2 separate regions of the Homo sapiens genome follow, and region 1 is linked to region 2. A link is a loop called in an ENCODE intact Hi-C map of the cell type or tissue named here. Cell type or tissue: psoas muscle. All regions are shown on one strand. Links, peaks and the distances in the headings refer to the core of each region. The heading gives the core; the rest is flanking DNA. Region 1 has its middle 13 kb from the start of IRS1. Region 2 overlaps RHBDD1 (rhomboid domain containing 1).

Region 1 (15,651 bases), core at 4,531-12,530, 170 kb after region 2:
ACAGGCCCCATTTCTTCATCATTATTCTTTGACACACCAGCTAACTTTCTGGCAACCCCTTTTTGATCTGTGTTAATAGCTTTCCTGGTATGACTTTCAAAAGTAAAAGTCAATTTTTAAATTTTTTTAGTGACAGGGTCTTGTTCTGTCTCTCAGGCTGGAGTGCAGTGGCGTAAACTCCAGGGCTCATGCAATCCTACCACCTGAGTAGCTGGGACTACAGGTGCATGCCACCATGGCCGGCTAATTTTTTTTTTCTTTTTTTTTTTTTTTTTTTTTTTTTGTGGAGATGGAGTCTCACTGTGTTGCCCAAGCTGGTCTTGAACTCCTGGCCTCAAGTGATCCTTCCGCCATAGCCTCCCAAAGTTTTGGGATTACAGGCATGAGCCACTGCACCTGGCCTGTAAAAGTTAATTTTTAAAAGAAAGTTACTTCTCTATGGAATTCTTTGGAGTGTTTACCTGAGAAATATAAGACTGAGCAAGATGGAGTCTTAGGTAGAAGTGATAACTGGCTATTAGCCTAAACAATGTTGTCATGGAAAAGAAATTCACTTTCCTTTTGTTGGGTGAATAAAGCTGCTTAAAAGAAAAGCCAAAAAAAGGGTTTATGACTTCCTTTTTAAAGCACTTTTCTTAGGTCCTGTGGAGATACTGTTTGGTCAGTACAGAAAGAAATTCACTGTCACTAATTAAAATAAGGGCTATAATTTATTGAGTGTGTGCTGTGTACTTTATTCATCAAACTACTTTTATCCTTTTAATGAGTCTATGAGGTCGGATTATTATCTCATTTTACAGAAACAAAGTAACTAGTTCAAATTCACAGTGCCAAAATGGGAGAGACTTGAAACCTAAACCTAAATTACTGTGAATGCACCCACAGATCTTCAGCTGCCCTAGCTAAAAGAGAGACTTGAATTTTTTTCAGAAAAAAAAAAAAAAAAAAAACACACACAATATGTAGTTTTCACATTTAAACCTGAACTTAATATTTTACCAACAGGTTTTTACCTTGGATTTTCTTGAGACTTGTTTTTAGTGCACATAATCAAGGGAGTGAAAGTAATGAGGGGAAAGGCTTATTTTGCAATGCCATGTCATATTTGACCTAGGAAAAAAGATAGCATGTTCAATTTTCAAGGTTCTACTGAGCAATAATGTGAAATATTTTAAACTATATTTTTTATGAAGTAGAAAAAACATAGGGAATATTGACCATTGAATATTCTTGGGCTGTTAAGCACCTCAGATTTATTTCAGATGAAATTTTTTTGAGACTTTTTTTAAAAGAGCAGTTTTAGGTTCACAGCAAAATTAAACAGAAAGTACAGAGATTCCCCATACACCCCCTGCATAGCCTCCTACATTATCAGCCTTCCCATCAGAGGGTATATTTGTTACAATTGATGAACCTACATTGACACATCAGAATTACACAAGGATGAGTATTTTAGAGTGGTTTTTAAAATGGTTAAATTTTTGTAAATGACTGTAAACAGCTGTGTTTTCTGTAAAACAACAGCCTCTTAAGCAGTATCTTTCCTTTCGCTGTAGAAAATAGAAAATAAAATATGTACATCAATTAGACATGGCAAATTGTGTAGTCTCCTAGAAAGACTTGAGTTAGATTGGACTTTCTTTTGATTAATGAGCATTCTTTAAATGAATTAGCCCAGATTCTGCCCAGGAGCATAGTATGTGGATCCCAGGGGAATGCATCAGAATAAGTCTGAATGTGGAATATCTGTCTTCATCATCAAATACTGTTCAAAAGCAATTGGTTTTGAAGTACCCTTAAGACAGGGGTCATAAATTCAAGTGCCTAGAGGATATAGGCAGGTGATATAAACGAGTCAAGTGGGCCGGGTGGAAGAGAGCATCTGAAGCATCGTGGTGACAAATGGCACCTGACATTTGGCCATGGTGTCAGGGAAATGATCTGGAGTCATGGGACTATGGAAAACTACACATTGAAAGGGGCAGCTGCTTTTCAATTCTAGCTGACTGAGGTCTTGTAGAAATCATGGCTCAGTGCTCTCAGGTCATCTGTTTTTTGTTTTTTTGTTTTTGTTTTTGTTTTTGTTTTGAGATGGATTCTCACTCTTGTTGCCCAGGCTGGAGTGCAATGGCGCAATCTCGTCTCACTGCAACCTCCACCTCCCGGGTTCAAGCGATTCTCCTGCCTCAGCCTCCCAAGTAGCTAGGATTACAGGTGCCCGCCACCACGCCTGGCTAACTTTTGTATTTTTAGGAGAGACGGGGTTTCACCATGTTGGCCAGGCTGGTTTCAAACGCCTGACCTTCTGATCCACCCACCTCGGCCTCCCAAAGTGCTGGGATTACAGGTGTGAGCCACCACACCCGGCCAGGTCATCTGATTTTTAAAGAGAAACTAGAATTTCAGATTTTGCTGTATCATCTTCTAATGTTTAACGTTGGCAAATAATTTAAAAAATACTGAGCTGGGTGCAGTGGCTCACACCTGTAATCCCAGCACTTTGGGAGGCCGAGGTGAGCAGATCACGAGGTCAGGAGATGAAGACCATCCTGGCTAACACAGTGAAACCCCATCTCTACTAAAAAAATACCAAAAAAAAAATTAGCCAGGTGTGGTGGCGGGCGCCTGTAGTCCCAGCTACTCAGGAGGCTGAGGCAGGAGAATGGTGTGAACATGGGAGGCGGAGGTTGCAGTGAGCTGAGACCGCGCCACTGCACTCCAGCCTGGGCGACAGAGTGAGACTCCATCTCAAAAAAAAAAAAAAAAAAAAAAAAATACTGTTTGGACCACTTAAAAGACTATAGATGGACCAACCACATCTGGCCAGCAGGCCAGAAGTTTGCAACTCCTGATTCAAACAAGTAATAGGAGAAATAATGCCCTCCAAATTATCATATCATTCTGAATTCCTATACCTTTAAACTAGCCTTTGTATAACCTTAACAATGCAGTTAAGTTAGACTTTACCAATACAAACAGGAAAGACCTAGGGATCTATGTGAAACCATAAAGGGTATCTGTCAACATGTGAACTGTAAACCACTGACTGCGGAATTCACTGAAGAGCTTGTTAAAAAGGTGCATGCTGGATTTTTTATTTATTAGGTCTCATGCGGATCCTAGGAATCTAACTTTGCGTGAGCACCCCAATCCCCAAATGATTCACACATAAACATGAGTGGAGTTTCTCTCTTTGAGAATATACTGGCTTCAATGTCATTTAACTGCCAGCCTTAACTTCTATTATCTTCCCTATTCTTCCAGGCAGAGACAGCTCCGTTTAAACAGGGCGAATTTGGGATCCTTTGGATCCCTGCTTGGTTGGGTGATTCAGAACTCATCTGTGTATTTGGGTTGTTCAATTACATAGTTTCAGGTTGATACTTCATAATGACAAATGTCTACCTCATTAGCTTCCAGTTTATGGTTGCTTTTCATTTAGCTAATGCCTTAGTGGGTTATTTCCTCTTGGTTCCCTGCTGAGTATCAGTGTAATGTACCTGATCGGTGCCCAGTTATTTTTGATTGACTACTATAAGGCATTAATTAGAACACCAGCAACTAGGCCTACCAGATCAACTGTCTGTGACTGAACTGAACAATCATTTACCGTAACACCCTAGGCATTTTGGTTAAGCCAATAACTGGACTAACTTTTAGCTCTCAGAAAAGTTATTTGATGACACTGACCAATGAACTCATCCCCAAAGAATTAGTATAACTTCTGACCTTGCCTGCTCTTAAACACAAGGAATAAACATATTACTAGGCGTATATAGCTCACTATGCACACCTACACAGGACAAAAATAGTATAATGAAGGTGGTATAGATGATGTCACACCACTTTAGACACTGGAAGCATTAGCTGTAGAAAATGCCAATAGACTGGTGTGTTCAAGAACTATACATTTTCTTATGTTTAAGGAAAACCACAATTTAAATGTAAATTGTTATTTTGCTTCAGTGAGAAATGAACTAAAATGCAAGTTGTCCCTCAGAAAAAGGTATTAGACGTGTGTGTGTGGTTTTTTTGAGATGGCGTCTTGCGCTGTCACCAAGGCTGGCGCAGTGGTGCTATCTGGGCCCACTGCAACCTTTGCCTCCTGGACTCGAATGATTCTCCTGCCTCAGCCTCCCGAGTAGCTGGAATTACAGGTGCCTGCCACCATGCCCAGCTAATTTTTGTATTTTTAGTAGAGACAGGGTTTTACCATGTTGGTCAGGCCGGTCTCAAACTCCTAACCTCAGGTGATCCACCCACCTTGGCCCGCCAAAGTGCTGGGATTACAGGCGTGAGCCACTGTGCCTGGCCTAGACCTATGTTTTATATTTTCTTGGTATAATCTGTAAACAACAGAGTCTTGGATATGGGGCATAGTTTAAGAGATTATTCATTTCTTAACTTTGACCATAAGTAGGCTGTTTCTTAAACCATTCCAAGGATCCTTAGACAGAAGAAATTTGTGACCTTCAAAGTAACCTTCTCCAGAAAATAAACTGATAATTTATTGCACAACTTGTTTTTTTTCTTTTTTTTTTTTTTTTTTTTTGCCACCATTCCCATACTATTCTTGTTAATGCAACCAGGTTTGCAGTTCAGAATATTCAAATGTGCTATTGGGTTTCTGGGCACGGTGATGGGTCTTGAATTCACCCTGGCAGAGGTGAAGTAACATTAAATTTGTCACTGCCTAGCCTAAGTCAGCACGATGCCACTGTATAATATCCTTAGAAATACTAAGTTAAGAAGTTCATGGGGGAAGAAGGTGAAAAGAACATCAGCTCCTGACATCAAATCTGGTGCCAGATGTGATGACCTTAGTCAGAGGCTTTGTAGCCTGCAAGTCAGCCTAATGTTGTTGAATCCAGCTTCTAGCTGAAGGCAGCGTCACCTACACACTAACAGACATGCTATCAGCATCATGTCACAAACTAGAGACAGAGCAGGGGGCAATTCATAAGAAAACCTAAAGCAATAAATAGATTCTGTTATTTTCTACTCTTCCACTCCAACTTTACTTTAATGTCTAAAGGATCCATGAATATGTTATAATAGAGAGAGAAAATTTAACCTTTAGTAGCAAGTCCTAAAAATCATACTTTGAAGAACTGGAAAATTCCATCTTCCATTTGTTGAGGAACTGGAATTTTAAAACTTTAGTTTTGCCAGAAACAAATATAGTGGCCACTCTTCAAATAACATTTTTTTTTTCTCCAGAGTACACACTTATCAGAAATAGCTTAAGCTAGAATTAATGGACTGGAATAGAAATGGCAAGTTCTAATCTTTACTTTTGCCTCCTCTTATGTGGGTTGAGTTCACAGTCTTTAGAAATCAATCAACTTTGATATGCTTCAATTAATACAATATAAAACTGTCTAAAATACTTTTATATTACCTAGAGGAATTAAGAAGTAAAATATTCAATGTATTTTTACAGTTTGGATGAAATATATAATAACTTTATTATCTTACATGCTAATCTTTATTTTAGAAAAGAGAATCTCCAAACTACATAAAAAGTAGGATTCCAGAAGGAAGATTCTAGGAAAGCATTCATGACAAAATATTATGTTAGAAGATATAAAAATAATTTTAGCTGTTCTTATTGCAGAAATTAACTTGTCATGTCATTAGTGGTAAGAAATTAAGATGACCAATGCTCTCAAAGTTACCAACAATTAGAGTTCATGAATAAGGAGTATGGAAAGAAAAAAATTACTTAGGTTGGATTTTGGTAAAGAAAGGAAAATAAATTCAGGCCATTTATACTTGGAAAGTGATCAGATGTGCGCACTTTAAAAGAATGGTGTTGGATGGAGCATCCACTATGGAATAGAAACAGTCTCTGAAAATTCTTGCTGAGTGGCCAGATTGCAGGCAGCTCCAGCTCCTGATACTGAGCAGCTTCTGTAGCTGGTCACATAGGCAACCCAGTAGGTCAAGGTGCCCATATTTTGCCACTTGCTGGGTGCCTCCATGACCCTGGGCTCCTCTTCCATGCTGTAATCCAGTGTGTGCAGCACCTGTCTTGGCCACCTGCATCACCAATGTGGACTTGCAGGGTTAAGGAACTGATGTAAACATGCTGACTTCTGGCTAATGCTTTTTCTGTGAGTAATTAACTTTCAGGGAAGGAGACGGGGAGAGTGATTAGATGTCTCACTAGCCTACCCGTTGCTCAGGATTAAAATCCCAGTTATCTTTGACTTTTCTCTTGCTATTGTCCCAAATATCCAATTTGTTTCAACAGCCCATTGTTTCCTCCTCTGAATGTTTTCTGCACCTGCTTTTTCCTCTTTATTTCCACCACCACAAGACTAACTGAGCCCCTCATGCTCTCCATCTCCTTTGGTCTATTGAAACAGACTCCTAACTAGCCTACCTTTGCTCAAGGTTTCCATTTTACTCTATATCTCAGATGTGCTATGTTACTTCTCCTGTTGATCATACCAAAGGCTCCTCATTACTGACAAGCTAAGTCCAAACTTTTGATCCGTATTCAAAGTCATCCATGTGGGCCCTCAAAGTTATTTAATCACATTCTATTCTTTAATTGAGTACCAAATGCCTGCTATATCCCAAGTGTGATACTAGATGCTCTGAATGCTTCTCAAGGGAAGAGGATACTTTTCTTCCCCTCTAAAAGCTCATACTCTCTTCTTCTTGGAAAGACTGTTGTGTTGGTTACAGGTTGCTGAATGCTTTAAATGTATGATCCCCCTTATAGACAAGATATCATGTTCACTTTACTCGAGTCCACATGGAATGCCATCTTTCCTTCATGACTTTTCTCCATTGTTCATACAGTCCCACTCATGGAATGCTTTCTTCACCCCCTATATAGAACTCATATTTATCACTCACCCAAAAACAGCAGGCAACACATCAGACAAATTGCATACTCTCAGAGAAGAAATAAATAGAAAGTATATCTGGTGATACTGTAATATTTAAGAAAAATAAAATAGGTTAAGGAAGTGTCAAACTGGCCAACTCTTGCCCCTTTTTTACATATGAAATTTCTGTAACGATTTTGTAATCCCCACCACCATATGCTATGCTTTGTTTTGCAAAGGAGTCAGGTATTAATGGGTGGGGGACATGAGGAGTTGTGTGACTAATCCCATTTAAAATACATAGTTGAGGACAACAACAATAAGGAAGAGGACAGCTAATATTTATTGAGCACTGATAACACAAGTATCATCTGTTCAAAACTCCACAATAATTCAATGTGATACTATTACTATTCCTATCTTATTGATACTTGAAGCATGAAAGGCACTAAGTTGTCAGCATTTACAATGATGGCAAGTGACAGAGCGGAGTGAAGGAAGGCAGTGCAGACCTAAGCCTAATCTAATTGCCATTCTATGAAATGACTGGTGATGTTGTGTAGTGTACCCCTGGCAAAAGATGGAAAAAGTGAATGCTGGGTGGACATCCAACAAATCTGCATGACAATAGCCCCCCTGTCTCCAGTCTCCTCTCTTATAATGCCATCCCCCAAAACCACAAGAGTGATCTATCTAACATGAAAGCCCAACTGTGTGGCATTGTCCTGATTCAATGGCTCCCACTGCTGGAGAGAGAAACCACTGCTCTCTGCTGAAATGTATGAGGTGGTGTTTACCTTGATAATCAGTTTAAGAAAACCACTACACCTAATCTAAGTACCTGGCACAAAAGGAGAAGTTTTTCTTGTGTGTGTGGTTTGTATTGTTAGCCATTATTGAGTCTTTATTGGATATCACTGATAGACTGCCTGCAAGGAAGTCTAATTTTTACACAGAAATTCTTCCTTGTGGATATTATAGCAAAGTCACTTTAGCACAGGGATGCAAAAGGGAGAACAGTTAAATACAAGGGCTTTGGAGCCAGAGGATGGACTCAAGGCATCATTACTCTTTAAGCTTCATCAACCTCATCTGCAATTAGAGGATAACACCTCCCTCCTAGAGTTGCTCCAAGGATTGAATGAAATAATATATGTAGAGGGCTTAAAATAGTACCTACCTAGAAATTCCTAAGCAAGTGATATTTATGTATACATCTCTAAGGTTTTTATTGTTCTGAACTTTAATCATATTTAGTTATCATGGCTTAACCCAAGTAGGAATACATGGATGTCTTTAACAAAACAAAACAAGCAATATGGGAGAATTTTTTTAAATGAGTCCCCTCCCAGAAAAAAACTATTGCAAAGATATCTTGTTTGCCATTCTAGAATTTTTCTGTGTATATAAAAGCATACATGTGCTTTCCAAAAAAAAAGAGAGAGAGAGAGAACATCTATGATACAGTTCTGCACCTTACTTTTCCCCCCACCATGGGGATTGTTCCATAATGGGACATATAGATCTACTAAATTATCTTCCACGGCTATGCGTATTTCAATATGTAAAGGTAGTATAAATCATTTAGCAAGTTCTCTATTGATGGACACATATGTTGTTTCGACATTTTCTATGAGAAAATAACATTTCAGTGAATACGTTTTTAAGATTACTACTGTAGAATTTATTTCTAGAGATGGAATTGCTAGGTCAAATGTTATCAGCATTCAAAATTTTTATACTTCTTGTTCAGCTGCCCTCAGAAGAAGCTGAAAGAATTTATACTCCTACCCCATTGCCATACAGAGAAGTTGTACAAACATTTTAGAAACCATTCCATTTTTTTAAAGTCAGTTTTCTCACTGCCCCAGGAAATCCCAAGCTATGTTCCTGTCTCCTTGCCTGTAACCTTGTACTCCTAGCCTAGAATTCCCCTTCTCAATTGAATCTATCTGCATTAGCAGGGCTCATTCAGTTGCAAGTGACAAAACTCAAATGAAACTAGCTTGAGGAAATTTAAAAGGTGGGTATGGGGGGATAATTCTTGAGAGGATCCTGAGTAGTTGACAGAATTGACAGATGAGCTGCAGGTTCTAGGACAGTCCTAGAGACTTTGGGGACTGGAGCCTGCACACACTCCTCTACTCATCCATTCTAAACCCTGCTGTGTCCGCATGACTTAATTCTCTTCTATGGTGGATTGGTGAACCCTATGACTGTCAAAACTGTAAAACTTTACATAAATGGTAGCAATCAATAAATGCAAACTTCAAAAGACATTTTGCACTGGTGACTTATGGCTACTCCTACTTTCAGTGTCCTCTCATCTGTCATTAGATAGAATTCAGTGGAGAAATTTAGAAAGCACTGGTCGAATGTCCAGAAAAATCATTCCCCTCAAATTTCAAGGAGCCAGAATTACACTGTTACTCTTTACAATAATGTCTTTTAAATAAATATTGTCCGGCAACAATTCCACTATTGGCTGGGCGTGGTGGCTCACGCCTGTAATCCCAGCACTTTGGGAGACTGAGGGGGGTGGATCACTGGAGGTCAGGAATTGGAGACCAGCCTGGCCAACATGGCAAAACCCAGTCTCTACTAAAAATACAAAAAATTAGCTGGGCATGGTGGTGCACACCTGTAATCCCAGCTACTCAGGAGGCTGAGGCGCTAGAATCGCTTGGACCCGGGACGCGGAGGTTGAAGTGAGCCAAGATCGTGCTACTGCACTCCAGCCTGGGTGACAGAGCGAGACTCCCTCTCAAAAAAACAGAAAAATAAAAACAATTTTAGGATCATCTCTTTCCCCACCTGCATGACTAAAGTGCTTTGGTAGTTCCCCTTCCTTGCGCTCTCCGTGGTCCTGAACCATCTTGAGCTCTGCTTTAGAGTCCCCAGAAATGTTAATAGGAGGGGAAAAAGGGAATAGAAAAAATGAGGCTATTCGGGGAGAAAAGAAATGGCTTTTGTTTTGGCAATCTTTAAATAGTCTCAGTTATCAACAAATAAACCACAAGCAACCACGGACAGAATGAAAGAGAGTAAGCAATTTTGTGGGAAACATTCTTAATCTGAGCAAATATCCACATGCACGAGCAAGGTCACCTGGGGGAGTGGGGCAAGTCACCATGTGGCAAAGGTGGGATGAGTCCTCTGCCATTCTCAGTTGACCTATAATAAATTGTACATAGATTAGCTTTACTTTTGCTTTTATATCAAGATGGAAAAATTGCAAAATGAAAACAACAGTAACATTAGTTTTACAACCCCCAGGGATGTGTTTAAGCATACAGCTGGCCCTTGAACAACAGGGGTTTGAACTGCATGGATCCATTTATCCACGTTTTTCTTATGCCTCTGCCTCCACTGAGACAGCAAGACCAAGCCCTCTTCTTCTTCCCCCTCCTTAGCCTACTCAATCTGGAAATGATGAGGATGAAGATCTTTAGGATGCTCCACTTTCACTTAATGAGTAGTAAATATATTTTCTTTTCCTTATGATTCTCTTAACATTCACTTTTTTTTTTTTTTTTTTTTTTTTTGAGACGGAGTCTTGCTCTTTTGCTCAGGCTGGAGTGAAGTGGTGTGATCTCGGCTCACTGAAACTTCCACCTCCCTGGGTTCAAGCGATTCTCCTGCCTCAGCCTCACAAGTAGCTGAGATTATAGGTGCCTGACACCACACCCAGCTAATTTTTATATTTTTAGTAGAGACGGGATTTTGTCATGTTGGCCAGGCTGATCTCGAATTCCTGACCTTAGGTGTTCCACCCACCTCAGCCTTCCAAAATGCTAGGATTACAGGCATGAGCCACCATGCCCCGTCAATACTCACTTTTCTCTAGATTATTTTATTTTAAAAATACAGTATATAATGCAGATACAAAATATGTGATAATCTACTGCATTATCAGTAAAGTTTCTGGTCAATGGTAGGCTATTAGAAGTTAAGTTTTTGGAGAGTCTAAAGTTATATGCAGATTTTCAACTTTGTGGAGTTGCCACTCCTAATGCCTGCATTGTTCAAGCATCAACTATATTTTGTAGTTCTATAGAGATTCCAAGAGTTATGTTATGGTTTTTACACTTTAGTAAATTGTGTGTCCCACCAATGACATGGTAATTTTATGTTACATTATTATTATATTGTTGGGTATTGATGTATTTTACATAAGATTTTATTTCACATTTTCCAACTTAAAACTAGGTGTTGGTATTGATATTTGTCTTTTGCAGTAAATTACCTTACATTAGTCTTTTAAAATAGTTTTTAAAAAGGTGAAAGCTATTATTTGTTATTTTGTAAAGTTTTAAATCAGTAAAGACTAATAAATCTAGAAGTAGATTCCTAGATATAAACTTTTGTCTAAAATATTTTAAAATATTTGGTTTAAAAATTAGGACATATCTTGGCAATTTTTCCTATTAATATGAGTGTCTCTCTCTCTCCCTCTCTTTCTCAAAATCTTAAGAATGTTTAGAAGTCTAATCTTAGAGACAAGACTAAATTGCATAGTGAGACTAAACATAGCATCCACTGTACTTTAGTATCTCTGTCCTCATAGGAATTTTTCAAGTTAAAGTTATTTAGGAAATATAAAATATGTTGCCATAATTATCCCTACAAACTCTACTAACCTACTGTACACATCTGAGTATGTTGAACTTTTGTGATTCCACTAAAGAATTCAGTCAGATCATAAACATTGTGGGCATCTGCAATCAATGTTAATATCTTATACATAACACAAACATGATGCTAGATCTTATGTTAATTCCAAGTCTTCTTCTGACTTGACCATCAGCAGCAATTGACTCAGTTGTTCACTCTCTTTTTCCTGATATGGTGTCTTCCTGCCTAAAAGAGAGCAACTTTACTGGTTGTTCTTCTGTCTCCCTTGCTGGCATCTTTGTCCTCTTCTTTTGTCTATCTACTTTCTCTTTCTTGATGATTTTATCCAGTATCATGGGCTTTAAATCCTACTCATAGGCTGACAACCTTTACATTTATACCTAAGCCCAGACTCATCTTTTCAACTCTGGTTTATATACACAAATGCCTACTTGATATCTCCACTCGGAGGATCAATAAGCACCTGAAACTCAGCATGTCTAGAACCAAACTCCTGATCTTCCCCCATCTTCCCCATTCCTGTTCAGCCACAGTATTTCAATCTGTGGTAGTTTAAAACAATGACTACAAGTTTTTTTTTTTTTGACACTACTTCCATCAAGAACTGTGGTCTAGGTTCCCTGCCCTTTTATCTGGGTGGGCTCATGTCTACTTTGATCAATAGGATACATACAGTAGAAATGAAGCTCTGACTTCTGAGGTAAGGTCATAAAAGGCTACACAATTTCTGTCTGATTCTCTTGGAACACCTCCTCTCTAGAAGCTCCCTCTTGGCATGTTAACTCTCGAGATGGTCTCTCTTCAGACACTCACCTTTGAAATCCAGCCTCCACGCTGTGAAAAGTCCAAGTCACATGGAGAGACCGGATGTAAGTACTCTAGTTGATGTAGCCTTCAGTCATTCTAACGCAGGTGCCAGACACATGAGTGAACAATGTTTCAAATGATTCCAGGCTCCAGCCTTTCAAGTCAAATAGTCCCACAACCATTTGAGCCATCCCAGCCAGGACACAGACAAGCCATCAACACTGTGCCCTGTCTGAATTCCTGGCCCATAGAATCCTAGAGCATAATAAAAGAGTTGATGTTTCATAATTATTCCTTTAGAGTAGTTTCTTAACCCAGCCATAGAAAACTGATACATTGTCTCAGTTGATGGTGATTTTATCTTTTCAGTTGTACAAGTAAAAAAAACCTTGGAGTCATCCTACATTCTTTTTCTTCCATGTCACATCCATACCACCTGCAAATTCTGCTGATGCTGCCCTCAAAATATATTCAGAACTTTACTACTTCTCACCATCTTTACGAATGACCATCATCTCTTGATCATATTTCTGCAGTAGCCTTTTATGAGGTCTGCTTCTGCCACTACCCCTGTCCTCCCCCCAACAGTCTATTCCAACAGAGCTTCCAGAGTGTCTCTTTTTTTTTTTGAGACAGAGTCTCGCTCTGTTACCCAGGCTAGAGTGCAGTGGCGTGACGTCGGCTCACTGCAATTTCTACCTGCCTGGTTCATGTGCTTCTACTTACTCAGCCCCCTGGAGTAGCTGGGACTACAGGTGCCTGCCACCATGCCCGCCTCGGCCTCCCAAAGTGCTGGGATTACAGGCCTGAGTCACAGCGCCCAGCCCAGAGTGTCTTTAAAATATGTCAGATTACGTCACTGCTGTATTATATACCATCCAGTGGTTTCCCCTCCCAGAGCGAAAACCAAAGTCCTTACAAAGGCTTACATGATCCCTTATGATTGTGTCCACTGTTATTTCACTAAGCGTGCTTCTTCCTATTCTCCCCTTCCTCACTCTGCTCCCACTGCACTTACCTCCTCACTCTCCTAGAATGTGCCAAATGCCCTCCAGTCAGGGGCTCTTTGCATTGGCCATTTCCTCTGCATGGAACATGTCTTCATCACAGTAAATATTTCTTGAATGAAGGGGAATTAGCCCTTAAAATTTTAATTTCCTAGGAATCAAAGACATTTATGTTTGGTAAATTAAGAAATACAAAATAGCAACATTTTATCTAGTTTTTATGAAACTAATGTTATTAATAAAACTAATAATTTAAATTCCTGGTAAGCAGTTTTTAAAATTTTTCTTCTTTATAAAAGAAAACCACTATTTTCTCCTTTAACCCCAATCCAAAACTGATGCAAAAATAAAATACAAATTTACAAGAATATATTTTAAATACATTTATAATCTCTAACTTATTTTCCTCCAATACTTTATATAGCAAACAACATTAGCTCAATTATCACAATGAAATAATATTGGGAAGTGATGATAAATGTCTATTTTTTAAAATAGTAACTGAATCACATTCAGTGTTCTTAATTTGCCTTTTGCCTGTCTTCAGATTTCCACTGTATGAAAACTGTAAGTGCATCAGATTTCATTGCTTAGTAGGGACAGACTGGTGCCCAACCACTTAAGAAAAAAAAGCAGTGAAAAAATCATTCTTGGTTAGTACCAAAAATAATCTTAGGTAAACTCGAATCCATTGGAAGCATTGTGAATTTCCTCCTTAGGAGTTCAATTGGTGGTGCATCCAAGGATCTAGAGATGATCATTGTTCTGTTCTGTTTTTGAATTCAGAAATATTCATATAGAAAGTTGGTGTTTTCAGACTGTAGGTCATGACACCTTAGTGTGCTAGGAAATTAATTTAGTGGGTCTTAGAAAGCATTAAAAGAAAAAGAGAAAGTGTGAGATTGAGAGAAAGAGAGATAAGAAAGAGTAAAAAGATCTGAGTGCATTGCAGGTAGTAAGGGTAAGTTGTATTTCGTTGTAAGTGAGTCTGAGTGTGTGTGTGCGCACTGATGTTCAATGTGTTTATAAATGTATTTTTACTGCAGGTCATGGTCAAAAGTTTTAAAGTCACTGCAGTAAAATATTTCAGAAAAACTATTGACCAAACTTGTGACAGTTGCTGGAGGTTAATATTGCATATATTTCCTAATGTCTTCATTTGTAATCTAGGATTTTAGAGATAGGCCGATCAGTGGCTTTCAAATCTTAGCATACATAAAACTCATGGAGGTGGGAATGGGAAATGGGGGAACTACACATTGACCTACAGAGGATCTGATTTAGAAGGATCAGAGGTGGGACACAGGAAGCTTTGATTTGAACAATTCCACAGGTGATTCTGATATGGGTAACCCTCTGCCCACTTGTAGAGTCACACCGGACAACACCACAGGTAGTGATGCAATTACAAATTTCTTAAGTTCAAATTAACTTGTATCTTCCCAATCCACAGAAAACTAATGTCCTTAATCTTCTAGTCAGTTTTTTTTTTCTTTCTTAAAATAAAGAACCTTGGAGTGATGAGACCCAGTAAAAAGAAGAAGAAGAAAGAGAGAGAGAGAGATGTTCGTTAACCTTGCAGTTGAGGAGAGGATATGGGAAGAATGAGGGGGCCATGGTGACCCAGCAATTCTTTGTTAGTGAAATCAACTAGTTCTACCACCAGACCCTGCCAAGTGAATAGAGAGCACGGAATATCCATCATTACTGAGAAAAAGTTATGATGATTTGCCTTGCAATTGAGGAGGGGATGTGAGAAGAATGAGAGGGACATGGTGACCTAGCAATTCTTTGTTAATATGACCAACAGTAAAACCAACTAGCTCTACCTCTAGATCCTGCCCACTGAATAGAGGGCATGGGACATTCATCATTACTGAAATTCACATTAAAAAATAAACAAATGAAGTTGAGGGATTACTGTGAAGACATTTTTGGGCTATCAAATTTTAGATTTTAAATATAAATTTAAATTTAGAAAGTTTAGAGTGCACTGCACCAAAAAGACAAATTTAAGATAAAGAAGGGGGCAAAACCAGCAAAAGGTGTTGTAAAGTCTGCAAATCTTTCTAAGCATATGCTTATCTAGATATAACACTTGGCTCTTCAAATATGAGAAACAGTGGTTGGGTGTGGTGGCACACGCCTATAATCCCAGCACTTTGGGAGGCCAAGGCGGGTGGATTACCTGAGGTCAGGGGTTCAAGACTAGCCTGGCCAACATGGTGAAACTCCGTATCTACTAAAAATACAAAAATTACCTGGGCGTGGTAGGGCATGCCTGTAATCCCAGCTACTCAGGAGACTGAGGCAGAAGAATTGCTTCAACCTGGGAGGTGGAGGTTGCAGTGAGCCGAGAC
Region 2 (15,651 bases), core at 3,860-11,859:
AGTGCAGGCCAGGACTTGACACCTCATTCCAGATGGCCTGGGAACTCTGTTAGAACTAGCTGAGGGCAGAGTCAGAAGCAAGCTCGACGTGGCACCCTGACTCCAGGCCACAGGGCAGAAACCCATGGAGGCTGAAAGACTGCTGAGACTCCCAGAGGGAAACACAGAGTCCTCTGGTGTTTTCTTTAGCGTTTCTTCAAAAGAAAAAGCCCGCAGATTAATAATTTCCATGAAGGGAACTGCCTGGAGGAATTAGAAGGGGCAGACTAGGAAGATGCCCGAGGTCCAGCTCTCAAAAGGAGCAGCCAGCACACACGGCCTTGGACCCATTTGCAGGGCATTCGAGGAGAACCAGGGCTGAGCCAACCAAAGAAATGCCACATGCTGAAGTAGAAAACTCATGTCATGAGAAGAATAATCATCACACTCTTCTTTATAAAGCCCTTTCAAGGTACACTTCTCCACTTAGCTTTCACTCCCAATAGAATCATCTCAGTTTTGCAGAAGAGGAAACAGAGGCTCAGAAGGTGTTAGGGACACATCTGAGGTCACTGAGCTAGCATGAAGAACAGCGAACCTTCTGAGTCTTTTCCCACTTCCCCACGTGGCCATCGGTTCTCACACCGCAAGTGTTCAGGGTTGCACCTCTCACCATTCCCGCCCTTCCTGCCCAAACCCAGTGTCCCTTTTCTTCATGGATATGGACATGTGGGAAGCTCACTGCTATCTGAAAACAGAAAAATAAGAAGTTCCAGTCTAAGTTCTCAATTCTGTGGGACTCTGCTGATATCAAAGACGTAACTCTAAAGTTCCCACGTGGGTCTCCTTAAATTCCACTGGCTACTAGCATGGTTCGGCTTTCTAGAACCAAGAAGACCTTGGGTATAACAATACAACCCAAACCACAATAATGCCCGATTTGTAATCATGCCAGCTCTTAAGGGTATTTTAAATCCTTCCAACTCAGTGTTATTGATACAAAAGCCATCTTACTCTCTGAAGAATGGCCGAATTGCTTTGTTTCCAACTCTGAAAACTACACTGTTTTGAATATGAGTTGATCTGAGGAGAATGTTTTTAAGCATAAAAACTTATTTCGAAGAGAATCACAAAGTTGATGTCAGCCCCTAACCTACACCGACTACTGTGTGTGTGCTCTGCGTTGGAGCCACACTCGGCACAAGGCTTCCTGGCTGTCCACTCAGTCTCAGGTACACTCTGTCTTCTACTTCCCCACCTTTGCATTCATGTGTCAAATTGTTTCTATAGTTTCCACTTGTGTCATATGATCTACTACCTCTCTCCTTAACCTCCAGCATCCTTTGCAGGCTTTCTCGAAGGGTCTTATCTTTGTGTTTCTGATATGTACTCACATTTGTTCAGCACACAGGAAAGAATCTGGACAAGCTTCCTTGGGGTGGTAGGAGGTGTCCCCATGAGTGTAAAGGAAAAAGTATTAGTAGGGAATTAGGAGATAGTTTCCCAGCTCTGCCTGGGACTCGTGGAGACACCCTTCACAAGATGCTTCATTTCAGCAGTGTCCAGTTGACTCATACGTGAGAGGAGGCTACTGAAAAAGGGGACTTCCAGGGTCCTTTCCATGATTCTGAAGTTTGACAACCTGTGATTAAATCCCAACTCCTCCACTTTTTAGCTACACAACCTTGAGCAAGTAGGCTACCCTCTTGCTCTTGGTCTTAGTTTCCTTATCTATAAAATGGGAATACTGAGTAGCTCCTTTGTTGGGTTGTTGAAGGATTAGAAGAGATAATGCATATAAAATGATTAGCTGAGTGCCACATGACAGTAAATGCCTGCTGAACATTGGATGGTATGATTGTTCATCTCTAACATCATCAAGAATCATGTGCTAAATGTCTATTTGGTTCCTATCATTAATTAACTCTGTATAAGAGATATACAAAATGGGCTGGGCATGGTGGCTCATGCCTGTAATCCCAGCACTTTGGGAGGCTGAGGCGGGCGGTTCACGAGGTCAGGAGATTGAGACCATCCGGGCCAACGTGGTGAAACCCCGACTCTACTAAAAATACAAAAATTAGCTGGGTGTGGTGGCTTGGGCCTGTAATCCCGTGCTACTTGGGAGGCTGAGGCAGGTGAATGGCTTGAACCCAGGAAGCAGAGATTGCAGTGAGCCCAGATCTTGCCACTGCACTTCAGCCTGGCAACAGAGTGAGACTCTGTCTCAAAAAAGAGATATATAAAATGACAAAACCAGTGACTTCTTAAAATACAGAGCTCAATTCTGTTTGCAAACCCTTTGGCAGTGTTTTGTACAAAGTGTTGAGTTGCTAGTTACTAAATATCTGTCTTCTGAGAAATAGATATAAAAAGGTAATTAATGACTTTCATTAAGCAGCACGCTTTTGTCACATGAAGGAGCCTCTGGGTGACTGACAGAGCTGGAGTGTCCAGCCAAGATCTTCTTTTCTCTGCTTAAATCATACATTGGACATTTACAGGCCTGGGTGAAACGGCCCTGCTCCAAAGAACTTGGTAGAGAATATGAGTATTTATGAGCCTTGCCTCTGTGTTTTTGTCAATGGAGGTCAGCCCTCAATTTTACTCAAAGAAGCAGTGAGCATGCTTCAAAGAACCTCAGGAATACTTCCCGTGTTAAGATGATTTACCTCAATTACAGCACCAGTAGTAAGATCATAAAATTTATTGATTTGTGGTTCTTGATGAAAAACTGTTCAGTCCTCTACCCTTATGTAAAATGCAGTAGCCTCTGCATTTTACATCTAAGGGAAGAGAAGCAATTTTGTCCAGATAAGAATTGCTAAAAGGAACACCATGAGTTGATGGCCATTTTCCCTACCGTTCGCCATCCATGTAAATAGAGATGTTTGATTTGCTGCTATTCATAGATCCTGCCCATGATCTGATGAACGCACTATGCCATGCAGTGAAGTTATACTGGAGTCGCAGGATAGCATAGTATCTCTCCCTTAAATTAGGGAGCTAAAGAGGCAATCACTTTTTTTCTAAACCAGGAAACCTCTAAATAAATCACCAGTGTTCTCTGGGATTTCTATTGTCAGATGAGGGCAGCAGCATGCGACCCATGTTCTCTCTTTCAAGAATGTTACTTTATTAGCATTCCATGAACTGCAAAGCTCCCAAAATGCCTCCCCTGAAAGGATGGTTGTTAAGTCATTTACCGTCAAAGACCAAAAAGGCCTGAAGGGACCCCAGGTCTAACAATTTAGCAAGACATGAAAAGGGGAGATGCTTAAAGACAGTAACCACACTTTACTTTTTGAGTCACTAATTATAATATTCTCTCTTTATAAATAGTGTGAAATTAACTTAAAATGGTATAACTTTCATACAAATGGAAATTTCAGTTTTGGTTTACGAGAAAGGTAATATTTAGATGTGACTTTAGAGAGAAAACATTCGCATTTCTATCCTTCAATCAATCAAGACTGCAACAGTGGAGATTCCCTAATGCTGAAATAATATCTGGAATCTCAAAACAAGAAGCCTTGAAATGGAGATCTCTGTGATTTACAGTGGTCAGCACCCTGCATTGTGAAATAGAGATCAACTCAGCCCCTAGTTTACCACTTTACCTGTTGTACTTTTCTCTCCCCTCCAGTTGGTTAATTTTGGAGACCCTTAATGAACAAAAATGACTTAAAATCAACAGGCCATAATCCAGTTAACAATCGAGTAAGCTATAACATCAGGTCCACTATGTCAGGTCAGTGTTTCCTGCAATATAGACAAGATATGGTCAGACTTCTAGAATTCCCCCACCTCCCAAAAAAAGAAAGAAAAGTCAAAGAGACAAAGAATATTTGTGGGACAATTGCTACATGCTCACTCTGTTTACTGCTCCCCTACCCCTACACCTTGAAGTGTATAACTTGATTCATTTTCACAAACTGGACATGTGAGACCAATATCCAGATCAAGATATGAGGATATTTCTGAAAATACCACAATATTTCCTGCACTTATAAGCCACCACAAGCCCCCTTCCAGTTACTATACCCCGTTACCCAACAGTACCCATGATCCTGATTTCTAACTATAGATTTTTCCCCTATTTTTGTCCATAAGTGGATCCATACAATATGTATGCCTTGTGAGTGGCTTCAATTTACATTATGCTTGTGAGATTTATCCACATTGTTATAAGTGGTTTCTATCCTACTTATCCCTCCAAGTAGAATTTCTTTGTCTATTTTACAGGTGAGGAATTGAGGCTTAAAGATTTTAAGCAACTTGGCAAAGCCAAATAGCTGGTCAGTGGCTGAGTCAGGAACTCAAACCTAGATCCCCGCCTATTCTCCTTCAGACATGAGATGTTCCAGTTGTCTTCCTCAGCCCCTACATCAGCATGTGTAAACCTCCAGAATGTATTATTGCCTCAATTACGACTTGGAGACAGGGTCTGTTTAAAAGACAGCAGAAACAATGCATCTTCTGCCTTAAATAAGGCTCACTGCAAATAGTAAGGCTTTATTTTGGATAACTGGATGCATCTAGAATTAGGATCTCCTTTGACAAGGAGTAAGGTTTGGCAATAGATAGGTCTAGCTGCAAAAGTCAGCCTTGGTAGTTAACTCTCAAGTATTTTCTAAAATAGAGAACAGTTTGTAACTTCTTACAGGAATAATTCTCTATGCTCGTTCTATCTCTTAATATATCTATATCTATGTATATGAGGTCTGTAAAATGATAGAAAAAGTATGAAAACCCTTCGGAATATTAAAATCCTACCTTCCTCTCAGAAGCTCCAGGGCCAATGTGTCTGCTCGGAGGGGCAGCTGGAGCCCCCGGCCTCTTCTGATGTTTCTGATGCAGATTCCACACCAGTCCGCAGAGAGGGCCAGCCTGGCACAGTGCGGGCAGCTGCTATCCACCTCGCAAGGCCTGAGTCTTTGCTCAACTCCACTACAGGGACCCTGCAGCCTCAAAGGATTCCTTAGGTCCAAACTGCGGCCTGCTTCAGGCTTCCCAGGCATCTGGGTCCTTTGTCTGTTCTGACCTTTATCTTGGGGTCCAGGAGACTTGCCATTGTCTCTTTATGACCTGGTTTTCCTGCAGATGTTCAGGTGGGGCACAGTGGAAGGGAAGGACAGGGGAAGAGACTTACAGTGGCCTCCTCAGGGCCCTGATATGAGTCCTACTCCCAACCTCTTGCTTCTTGATCTTGAGACTGTCTTTGGGTAAGTTTTAATTACATTATTTTAAAAAGAAAAGAGTAGTGAGGGCAAGAGTGTTTAAATGATAATACACTGAGCTCAAAATAGAATAAAATATTGCCTCCTCCTGAAACACACTGGGTCCTGGCCCTGCTGCTTGCCACCTGCTATGACTTTCATCCTAAGAGAATGGTGGCAGCTGGATTCTCCCATTCTCAGCTTTTTAGCAGCCCTGGCCCTATGCACAGAAGTTTCCATCAAACAGCAACCATTGCCCAGTTTGCTGCAGTGGTCCTTAATCTGAAGTGTGCACAGAAATGAAGAACCTGTTCAAAATGCAGATTATTGGATCCCCTCCACCCCCTCACCACAGATTCTGATGCAGTAAGTGGTGGTTGGAGCCCAGGAACTTCATTTTAACGAGCACCCAGATGACTCTGTTGCAGATAATATATCAAGTCACTGAGAAATGCTGTGGCAAATGAATTCACTTCAACCAGATGTGGGTTCATATCTGGGGTCCACCACGATCTGGCACAGGTCACTTCCCTCCCTGGGCCTCAGGCCCCTCATCTGTACCCAGAGGGGGGCCTGGACCTCTGACTCCCACACAGAGGTTCGAGTGTCCATGATTGTTTTGTTCCCAGTGAGACACAGGCGTCAGGTGGTGGAGAGATGGGAGAGTGCAAATGTGTCACACCAGCAACCTGCCTCATTGGCCAGCTGCCTGAGCAGCTTCTCTGGAGACTGTTGCCTGTCCTACCAGCTAGCTGCTCATGACTTTTGGCAGCTGGGCACAGAAGCAGCCATGCTATGCTCCTTGGCAATGTCCTCCAACACATTTTGTCTCTCTTCAGTGCCGTCCTCCCATCCCAATTTTTTTTTTTTATACTTTAAGTTCTGGGATACGTGTGCAGAACATGCAGGTTTGTTACATAGGTATATGTGTGCCATGGTGGTTTGCTGCACCCATCAACCTGTCATCTCGTTATAAGCCCCAGATGCATTGGGTATTTGTCCTAATGCTATGCCTCCCCTTGCCCCCAGCCCCCAACAGGCCCTGGTCTGTGATGTTCCCCTCTCTGTGTCCATGTGTTCTCATTGTTCAACTCCCACTTATGAGCGAGAACATGCGGTGTTTGGTTTTCTGTTCCTGTGTTACTGTGCTGAGAATGATGGTTTCCAGCTTCATCCATGTCCCTGCAAAGGACATGAACTCATTCTTTTTTATGGCTGCATAGTATTCCATGGTGTACATGTGCCACATTTTCTTTATCCAGTCGATCACTGATGGGCATTTGGGTTGGCCCCAAGTCTGCTATTATGAATAGTGCTACAATAAGCACACACGTGCATGTGTCTTTATAGCAGAATGATTTATAGTCCTTTGGGTATATACCCAGTAATGGATTGCTGAGTCAAATGGTATTTCCAGTTCTAGATCCTTGAGGAATCGCCACACTATCTTCCACAATGGTTGAACTAATTTACACTCCCACCAACAGTGTACAAGCATTCCCATTTTCCACATCCTCTCCAGCATCTGTTGTTTCCTGACTTTTTAGTGATCGCTATTCTAACTGGCATGAGATGGTATCTCATTGTGGTTTTGATTTGCATTTCTCTAATGACCAGTGATGATGAGCTTTTTTTCATATGCTTCTTGGCCACATAAATGTCTTCTTTTGAGAAGCATCTGTTCATATCCTTTACCTGCTTTTTGATGGGGTTATTTTTTTCTTGTAAATTTTTTTAATAAACTTTTTATTTTGGAATAATTTTAAATTTACGTAAAAGTTGCAAAGATACTGCAGACAAGTCTATTCCCTAAATGTTAACATCTTACAGTACATTTGTCGAAACTAAGAAACCAACATTGATACATTCCTCTGAACTAAATTCCAGACATTTAGATCTCACCAGTTTTTTTCACTAATTTCCTTTTTCTGTTCGGGGTCCAATCCTGGAGACCACAGTACATTTTGTTACCAAGTCTCCTTAGTCTCTTTTGGTCTGTGGCTCTTTCTGAGTCCTTTCTTGACCCCCATGACCTTGACAGTCTTGAGTGGTAGCAGACAGATATCGTGAAGAATTTCATTCGGTCTGGTTTGTCTGCTATTTGTCCTCATGGTTAGACTGGGGTTATGGGTTTTGGTGAAGAATACCATAGAGGTGAAATGCCCTCATCACATATCAACGTGCTGTCAACATGACTTATCACTGGTGACATTAACCTTGACCACTTAGATAAGTAGTGCTTTCATCAGTTTTCTCCACTTTGAACTTTTTCTTTTTAAAATGAGTTCCAAGGGAATAAAGCTTTGGCCTTTGCCACTAAGAGTTACCTGGATAAACTGGAAGAGGTAGGAGTGGGCATCTCAAGGTGGCTTTGTCACTCTTGGGCATGAGTAGGATATAGTGGTCTGGAATCATCCCTAACCTTGCTGGGTTCTGCACCCCTCATTCCAGGTGAAGTGGGGTCTGCTAACGTTGGTGTGGGTGTGTGAATCACCAGGAGGGCTGTTTAAGAAATAGTTGCTGATTGGGTGGGCTTCCCACAGAGCCCAGGCCGCTGTAGTTTTAATGAGCTCCCGGGTGACTCCGATGTACATCAGCCTTTGAGAACCATTGAGCTACAGCTCGGATTTTTCTTGCAACTGAACATATCCACCCGAGTTTCATTCTGGTATTTATATCTGCCAGCAGGTGGAACCAGAGGCCTATGACATTAAATCTGCTGAAGAAAACTAGGACAAATTCCAGTCAACAAAGCATTCCGCATCGTAAGCAGAATTAGGGTTATTTTGAAACAGATGGGCGCTACAGAGGCTGCTGCATTGAATATTATGGAGTTGTTTATTGTCTAGATGGCCCGAAACCCAGGAGTTATTTGCCAGCATCTAGCAGTTTCTATGTCATATCAGAATTCTTCCAGAGCAGAGGAGACTGACAAGGCACTGGGAGAGATATAGATACAGATATGGATATGAATGTAGATAGTTTAACCAGTTCTAATCCTGAATTTCCTCCTGCTATTGTGCATGCTGCCTCGTGTTAGTGAGTGCTTTGCAGGAATGATCCGGAGCCTCCTAAATATGCTAACTCCAAATCAGAGGAGATAAACAGACATAATCTATGGTAATAAGACAATCAATCCTGGATGCAGTAATACTCAAAATGATCTATGTTAGGCCTAATCAGGTGGTACTGGTTACTGGCTCACATTTTCACTCAAACCCCCCACTTGTACTTGCCCCCAATCCTCCTCTTTGCTTCTGCCCCTCCTCCCCCTCCCCCACCCCAACCCCCAGGAGAGCATCAGAAGGGCGGAAGTGAGATAAAAGGCCCATCTAGCTCTCATTCTGACTGTGCCTGATGCCTGGTTCAGAGTGCACACTGCTGTCTAAGGACACTCAGAACTTGGTTTGACTTGGGGGTTTCTCTGGCCTAGCACTGAGTGAATGTACAAGACCAGGGCTTATAAATTGAGTATTCCATGAGTTCTAGGAATCTGCAAAAGTCTCCAGCACCAGTGGTTCCTTTCAGGAGAATATTTCTAATTCCTTAGCCTACGACCCCAGGGCGTTAGCTGTTGCTGTTCTGCCTGGTCCGCCTAGGCTCAGAGAGGTCACGAAGGCTGTCATGGACTCAATATTTGTGTTCCCTCAAAATCCATACGTTGAAGTCCAAACCCTCAATGTGATGGCATGTGGAGGTGGGGCCTTTGGGAGGTAATTAGGTTTACATGAGGACATGAGGGTGGAGCCCCCGTGATGGCATTGGTAAACTTATCAGGGAATGAAGAGGCCAGAGCTTGCACTCTCTGCCAATGTGAGGTCACAGTGAGAAGGCAGCCATCTATAATCCAGGAAGAGGGACCCCACTATAACCTGATCATATTAGTACCTGGAACTTCTAGCCTCCAGAACCGTGAGAAATAAATTTCTGTTGTTTAAGCCACCGGGTCCATGGTAGTATTTTGTTAAGGTGGCCTAAACTGACTAAGACAGCATCTTTGAAGTTGGCAGCTTGGCAACTGGTAGTTCAGCAGGTGCTGGCTGTCACAGCTGCTGGGCAGACCCCCAGTGATCAGAGCGGTGAACAGATGTGCTTTCTGGTGGAGAAGAAAGCACATCTTTCTTGGGACTCTGTCCTAAGTGGTGGCTTCATAATTGCCGGAGACAGCAGCTCCCTCCCTCCAAGGGACACAATGCCAGCTGCATGGCTCACCCTCCTATACGAGCAGGGACAGTTCCTCCATTCACAAATAACAAGATCCCCCACACCATTGCGTTTTGCCCAGGCTCTCAAATCTTCTGTTCAGCTAAAGGTATAAAGAAGCATTTTTGATAATATTTAGACCTGTTTTATTTTTTTCTCACTCCCTTCCACTTGAGTTTCAAACCAGAGAGATGGCCCAATTTCCAGTCCTTCAAACCAAGGATCAAGGGAATGTTTTCATTGACTTTTGAAATCAAAGACCATTTGAAATTAGCCAACATTTCCCTCAGAAACCTCAATCTTCTTAAAACACTCCTTAACCTTTGCACGTGAAAAAAAGTACAAGTAAACATCATCCCAAGCATTCAAGGAATAAGGAAAAAAAAAGACAAGCCAGTGGGAAAAGAACTTTGAAAAGGGACAAAAAGTTGGCAACTTCTGCTGAGAACAACCATCCCCGAGTGGTCAAGTTTAGGTCACCCTGGACAACTACTGCAGATAACCATGTGTCTTGTAAAACAAGGCTGTTGGGCCTGGGAAAAGAAATGGATTGAGGTGGCTGGCCCCTAGGCTAGGTGGCCTGACTGACTAGCAGCAAATAAAGTGAACCACATAACTGGCCCCAGGTCCCACAGCTACCCAATACTTCCGTGCCACATTCCCGCAGAAAACACAGCATGCTTCGAAGGGCTAAATACTAGATGCTGGATTTAGAACAGTGATTCTCAAATCCACGTCGGGGAGCTTGGTGAGAGGCAGATTCTAGGGTTCTAATGGAAGATTCCAGATCAATGTCTGTTGGGGGACCCAGAAATGTGCATTTTTTAACATGCACCTCAAGTGAGCTGGATGCCCACATGCCCCACTTTGAGAAACTCTGATCACAGGAATGCCATAGTGTGTTCTGTGGTTATGTTTGCCTTTGACCATTTGCACTAGCATGGCATTTGGTTTAGTACAAGTAGGTTTCTGGTGACATTTACTATGAGTCAAAGACTGGTAGTTTCCTAGGTTATGCTATGCTCAACCTTGGATGATGTAGATTTTAAAAGATAAAAGTGCAACCCAGCTATCCTGAAAAACACAACAAATACAATCGTTAGTTAAAATTCTATTTGTGATGACACTGGAGTAGAAGAAACTGGCCCAGTGTCACTCACCCAGTCCTAGGAACAAGGGAATTCACCTCTGGATCCCTGGTGCCTGGTACATAGTGGGTGCATCATAAATGCTTGAGGAATGAATGAAAGAACAAGCTAACACACCATTAGGGCAAATTTCAATTTCTGGCCTCAGCCACTAAATAGCTCTCAAATCCCGAGACACAAATAGTGAGGAACAGGTGAGTGGGGGCTACAAACTCATATACTTTGGAACACAATTCAGTCTATTTGTTTTGTCTATGAAATTCACAAGCTTTGCCTGGGCTCTGGGGTTCTGGCCACATTAAAGAACATTCAGTAGCTAGAAACAGGCTGAGATATGAGATGTATTACATCTATTGATGCTGAATGCTGTCTTAAATGTTTTAAAAGTTCAACTTATCTTTACTTTTTAACTACCATAAGCCTGATTAGTATATAACTACAGGTCCAGAAATACCAATATCAATGCATAATTACAAAAACAATCCCTGACCTAGGATATTGTCCCTGAGATTATCTGCGGCCTAGGAGAACACAGTGGTCCAAAGCCCTTATTAAAGCTGACAGCCACCTGGCATCCATCTTTTGCAGGTGGAACTAGAGGAAGACAAACTGCTCTGAGAAAAACCTGCAATTAGAGTGAGTTATGGCTGGTATCAAAGGTAACCAAATCATTAGGGGCAGGGCTGAGGGAATCACTGGGAACCTCCCAGCCCAACCCTACCACATGTGAGGCCTGTGGCCAGATGTGTGCTTGCTGGGCAAGAAAAGAAAAGAGGGCGGGGGGAAGTTGAAAATATGTGAAAGAGGAATGATATACTTATCAAAAGTATGATAGCCATGAATTTTGAGAGGCAGCAGCTTGTGGTTTAGGAAACCAGGGTGGGCTTCTCCACAAAGGTCTAGATAACTTGGACCATGAGGGCGATGCAACCTTTATCTGTTTGGAGTAGATAAGCTCCATGAGATACGTGGCAGTGAGAAGCCATCTGGAGAAATGCACAAACAAGCAGGAGCCCTTGCTCTCTGCACCCCAGAGCTGAGAAATTCTTATGTGGGTCAGAGTTAGCCTAGAATTGTGGTGGCTGGGAAGCCAGTTTCTGTGATGTGAAAAACTGTCTGAGAAGTATGATGGTCATTTTAAAACCACGCCTGTTTCTGTATTTGATGGCATTTAACCCTGAGTCTAATTAACCACTTTTTGTGTGTTCTTTTAGGTCTGATTAACTCATTATCCCTCTCCCAAATCCTAATCTTGTTCCCCATTAGAGAAAGTGTGTGTGTGTGTGTGTATGTGTGTGCATGTGGATGAGTGCATGGATGTGTGTGCCTGCATGTGTTTGCATGAGTGTGTGCTTGTGTGTGCTAACCTACAGAGGCAGGAGACAATCCTGTGACTGAAAACTAACATCTTTTTTTTTTTTTTGAAGTTCAATGAGCTCCTTTTTTAAAAAATTTTTTGAAGTTCAATGAGCTCCTTTATTTATTTATTTTTTATTATACTTTAAGTTCTAGGGTACATGTGCACAATGTGTGGTCTCGTTACATAGGTATACATGTGCCATGCTGGCCCGCTGCACCCATCAACTCGGCATTTACATTAGGTATTTCTCCCAGTGCTATCCCTCCCCCATCCCTCACCCCATGACAGGCCCCAGTGTATGATGTTCCCCACCCTGTGTCCAAGTGTTCTCATTGTTCAATTTCCACCTATGAGTGAGAACATGCGGTGTTTGGTTTTCTGTCCTTGTGATAGTTTACTCAGAGTGATGGAAACCTAACATCTCTTACAAACAAGCCCATCCAGCCTCAGGAAGGCCAAGGAGTGTCTCAGACTGGTTTTACACCCTTGAAATGGCCTGCCTCAGTCTCAAACTGAACTAGAATTAAACTCAGAAATTATTTTAAAATGGTCTCTGCTACGGAGAGATATTCAATAACAACAAAAAATGAGTTATTCCTACATGCCTATTAATAGACATTAATTATTTATAAATTCTAGTAAAATAAAACATTTTATGAACAGAAAAAGAAAACTCCAGAACTAAATTTTTTAAACATCAATCCCAAGTTAGGAACCTAGAATTAGGCTCATCTTGGGTAACTGAAGATTTAGATAAGGGAAGAGGAATATGTTGCTCTCTGAACTTCATTGGAAGTATCTAAATATGTGCTTTGGCCAGATAAAAAGCTAGCAGAGAAAGGACTATATGGTTTTAAGACCATAAGGAACCCTACAGATTTAATTAAGTGTGGATGGGAGACTGTGTATGAGATGCATCCAGGATGACATCATAAATATCATGCATTTCCAGAACACGAGGGGTGTCTTCAGGATGGTAGATCTGACTTGCTCATGTCAGAGATGGGAAATGGAAGTTCAGAGAAGGTAAATGGTTTTCCTAAGAGCTAAGAGGCACAGAACCACACCCCAAATCTCCCGTTTTCTCTTCCAGGCATTTCATTCTGCTTAGAACCTTGCTTACCAAATCTGGAGTGGATACCGGTGTCTTACAAAGCTGCCCTTCTGCTACCTCGCTCTGGTGGGGAACGAGAGTAGGGCATGGGTTCTGAATCAGAAAGAGCTGAGGTTGAATACTGGCTTTGCCTCTTATTTTGTGTCCTAGGATAAGCTACTTTATTCACTGATCCTCAATTTTCTTATCTGTAAAATCTAGCTCATGGGTGTGTTCTGAGGACCAAATGAATTAAAGGATATGAGCACCTGGGTCAAAGCAATGAAAGGTAAGTGGTGCTGACTGTTACACTAATGACCCCCTTTCCAGGCTGCCCTTCTCAGAAATGCCCCCACTATCCCTCTGGTTAGTCACACAAGCCCAGACCCTAGAGTCTTCCTTGACACCTTCCTCTTCCACTCGTCCTGTCCCCAAATTCAATCCATCAAAACCTGTCATTTTAACCTGAACATTCCCAAATTTGTCCATTGTTCTCTATCTGTCCTGTCACCAACTATGTTTGAGTCACCTGTATCATGGGCCTAGACCAGTGCCTAAACCGCTGTGATGGTTAATGTAGGTGTGAACTAGACTGGCTTGAGGGATGACTAGATGGCTGGTGAAGCAGTGCTCCTGGGTGTTTCTGAAAGTTGCCAGAGACTGACCGACATTCAAGTCAGGCGACTGAGAGAGGAAGATGCGCCCCAATGTGGGTGGGCACCATCCAGTGGATTGCCAGTATGGCTAGAACAGGGCAGACGGTAGAAGGGTACCCAGCCTGCTGAGTCTTCTTGCTCTTCCTCTCTCCTCCTGTGCGGGATGCTTGCTTCCTCTCCTCCTGCCTTTGAATATGATGAGCCAGCCAAGTAAAACGGGCTCCTAGAGAATCTCCAACTGACCTGTGCAATGGGAGGATGGGGTGGGGTCTCGGGAAGTTCCAGCCATTTGCAGGGGGGAGGAGCCTGGCCCCTCCTGTTCCTGGGTGGTGACCTGGGATTCAATTGGTGAGATGGGGGCCTGTTAACAGGAACCATCTTGCTTTGCTGAGTTTTTTCCTTTTTTCACCCAATAAATTCTGCTTTTCTCACCCTTCTATGTGTCCATAAGCCTTATCTTTCCTGGTTGTGTGACAAGAACCTAGTTTTTAGCTGAACTGAGGAGAAAGTCCTACAACAATGAGACTGCAGTTTCTTCAGCTCTTGGACACTGGGACTTTCAGCAGTGGCCTCTTGGGGGCTCTTGGGCCTTGGGCCTCAGACTGACGGCTGCGCTGCAGGTTTCCTTTGTTTTGAGGCTTTTGGACTGGGAATGAGCCACACGAATAGCTTCTTTCTTTCCCCAGCCCGCAGATGGCCTATCATAGGACTTTGCTTGTAATCACTTAGCTGATTCTCCATAATAAACTCTTTTTTATACATACCTACATCCTATTGGTTTCTGTCCCTCTGAAGAACTCTAACACAACCCTAAACCATTTCCCCACACTCGCTCCTGTCTTCCTACCAGCCATTCTCCACACAGTAGCTGGGAGAGCTTTTCAAAAACAAACATCTCTCCTTGCTTCATGTCCTCTAGCTCTTGGCTCAAACACAACTTCTCCAGGGAAGTGACTGTGTCCTCTGATCACCCCCAGTGAGGGTCCTTTGCCTGAAGCTCTCACAGGATCCCCTCCCTTCACAGCACATGATGCCATGGTTAGTGATTACTCGTGAATCTAATCATTTTGACAGCGTGCATTCTCACTGCGTTGTGAGCTCCATGGGGGCAAGGACAGTGAGGGTTTATGTCCACATTCTATGCCTGGGGATGAACAAATAAATGAACAAATGCAGGAATGGAAGGAGGTGTAGAGTGCTAAATATTGCCTTCATTATACAGATGTAAAGACTGAGGCTCGACGTAGGTGGGCAGTTTCTTGAGGTCTCACACCAGAAAACGGTATGGTCCATATGTCCAGGGGTCAGATCCAAGCCCAGCACTCTTCATATTCCGCCAGTTTGCTTTGGACACCAGTACACACATGTTTCCCTTTACCATCCAACCTTTCTCTACTCCAACTAGTGGCTTGGCAAAAAATTAGAGATTTTTAATGGGGGGCTAGCAGGCTATAGGAAGGGTTGTAATTGGTACATGGAGAAAAAAGAGTACAAATTGAATATTTGAATTTTAAAAAAAAGATGATCATGAAAAGGCACAAAATGTGTTGCTGTTTAGTCCAAGTGTAACAGCGTTCTAGAATTGTTTCTATGGATCTGAAGACAGATTAAGGGCAAGTGACTTGGCAAAAGGCCTAGACCTGTTTTCAGATAATTATCTCACAGTAGAAAAAAATAAGGGCAGTACAAGCTCCAGTGAGGACACTACACCAACATGACAGATCTAAATGGAACATACTTCTATGAGTCATTTATAGCTTTAAATACTATAGAGAAAAGAATGCATAAAACATGCCCAAACAGCCTCTTTTTGATGTGGTGAACTCTTTTAAAACCACATTGTTCAAATTTACGTTAAAATGCAAACTCTTCATGTTTACAATGGTACTATTGGAGGAACTCAATATAAAAGTACAACTGTTACATTCCAAAGACAAGACTTAGAACAATAGGCCAATTCCCAGTGTGAATTTATGAGCTGCTAAACCTCAAA

Evidence for each region. Peaks named below come from ENCODE experiments on the same cell type or tissue, not always from the same donor. Only the 100,000 strongest peaks of a DNase experiment are listed, where the experiment ranks them.
Region 1: a loop joins it to region 2, with 4 times the contacts of the local background. A loop is called at or near these places in 80 of 110 quality-filtered maps.

The regions. Positions count from the first base shown.
Region 1 is chr2:226,805,277-226,820,927 of GRCh38, reverse strand. It overlaps a transcript of RHBDD1 not described here. Among named protein-coding and RNA genes, the nearest start is that of IRS1, 13 kb to the right of the region's middle. RefSeq lists an enhancer at 7,199-7,770. In psoas muscle, for the core only: no CTCF peak of the experiment used is centred there; no DNase peak of the experiment used is centred there.
Region 2 is chr2:226,977,757-226,993,407 of GRCh38, reverse strand. The region is part of intron 8 of RHBDD1 (rhomboid domain containing 1); the gene reads right to left. It also overlaps a transcript of COL4A4 not described here. Among named protein-coding and RNA genes, the nearest start is that of RHBDD1, 150 kb to the right of the region's middle. In psoas muscle, for the core only: a CTCF peak has its summit at 7,872 (motif pointing right); no DNase peak of the experiment used is centred there; H3K27ac peaks cover 362 bases.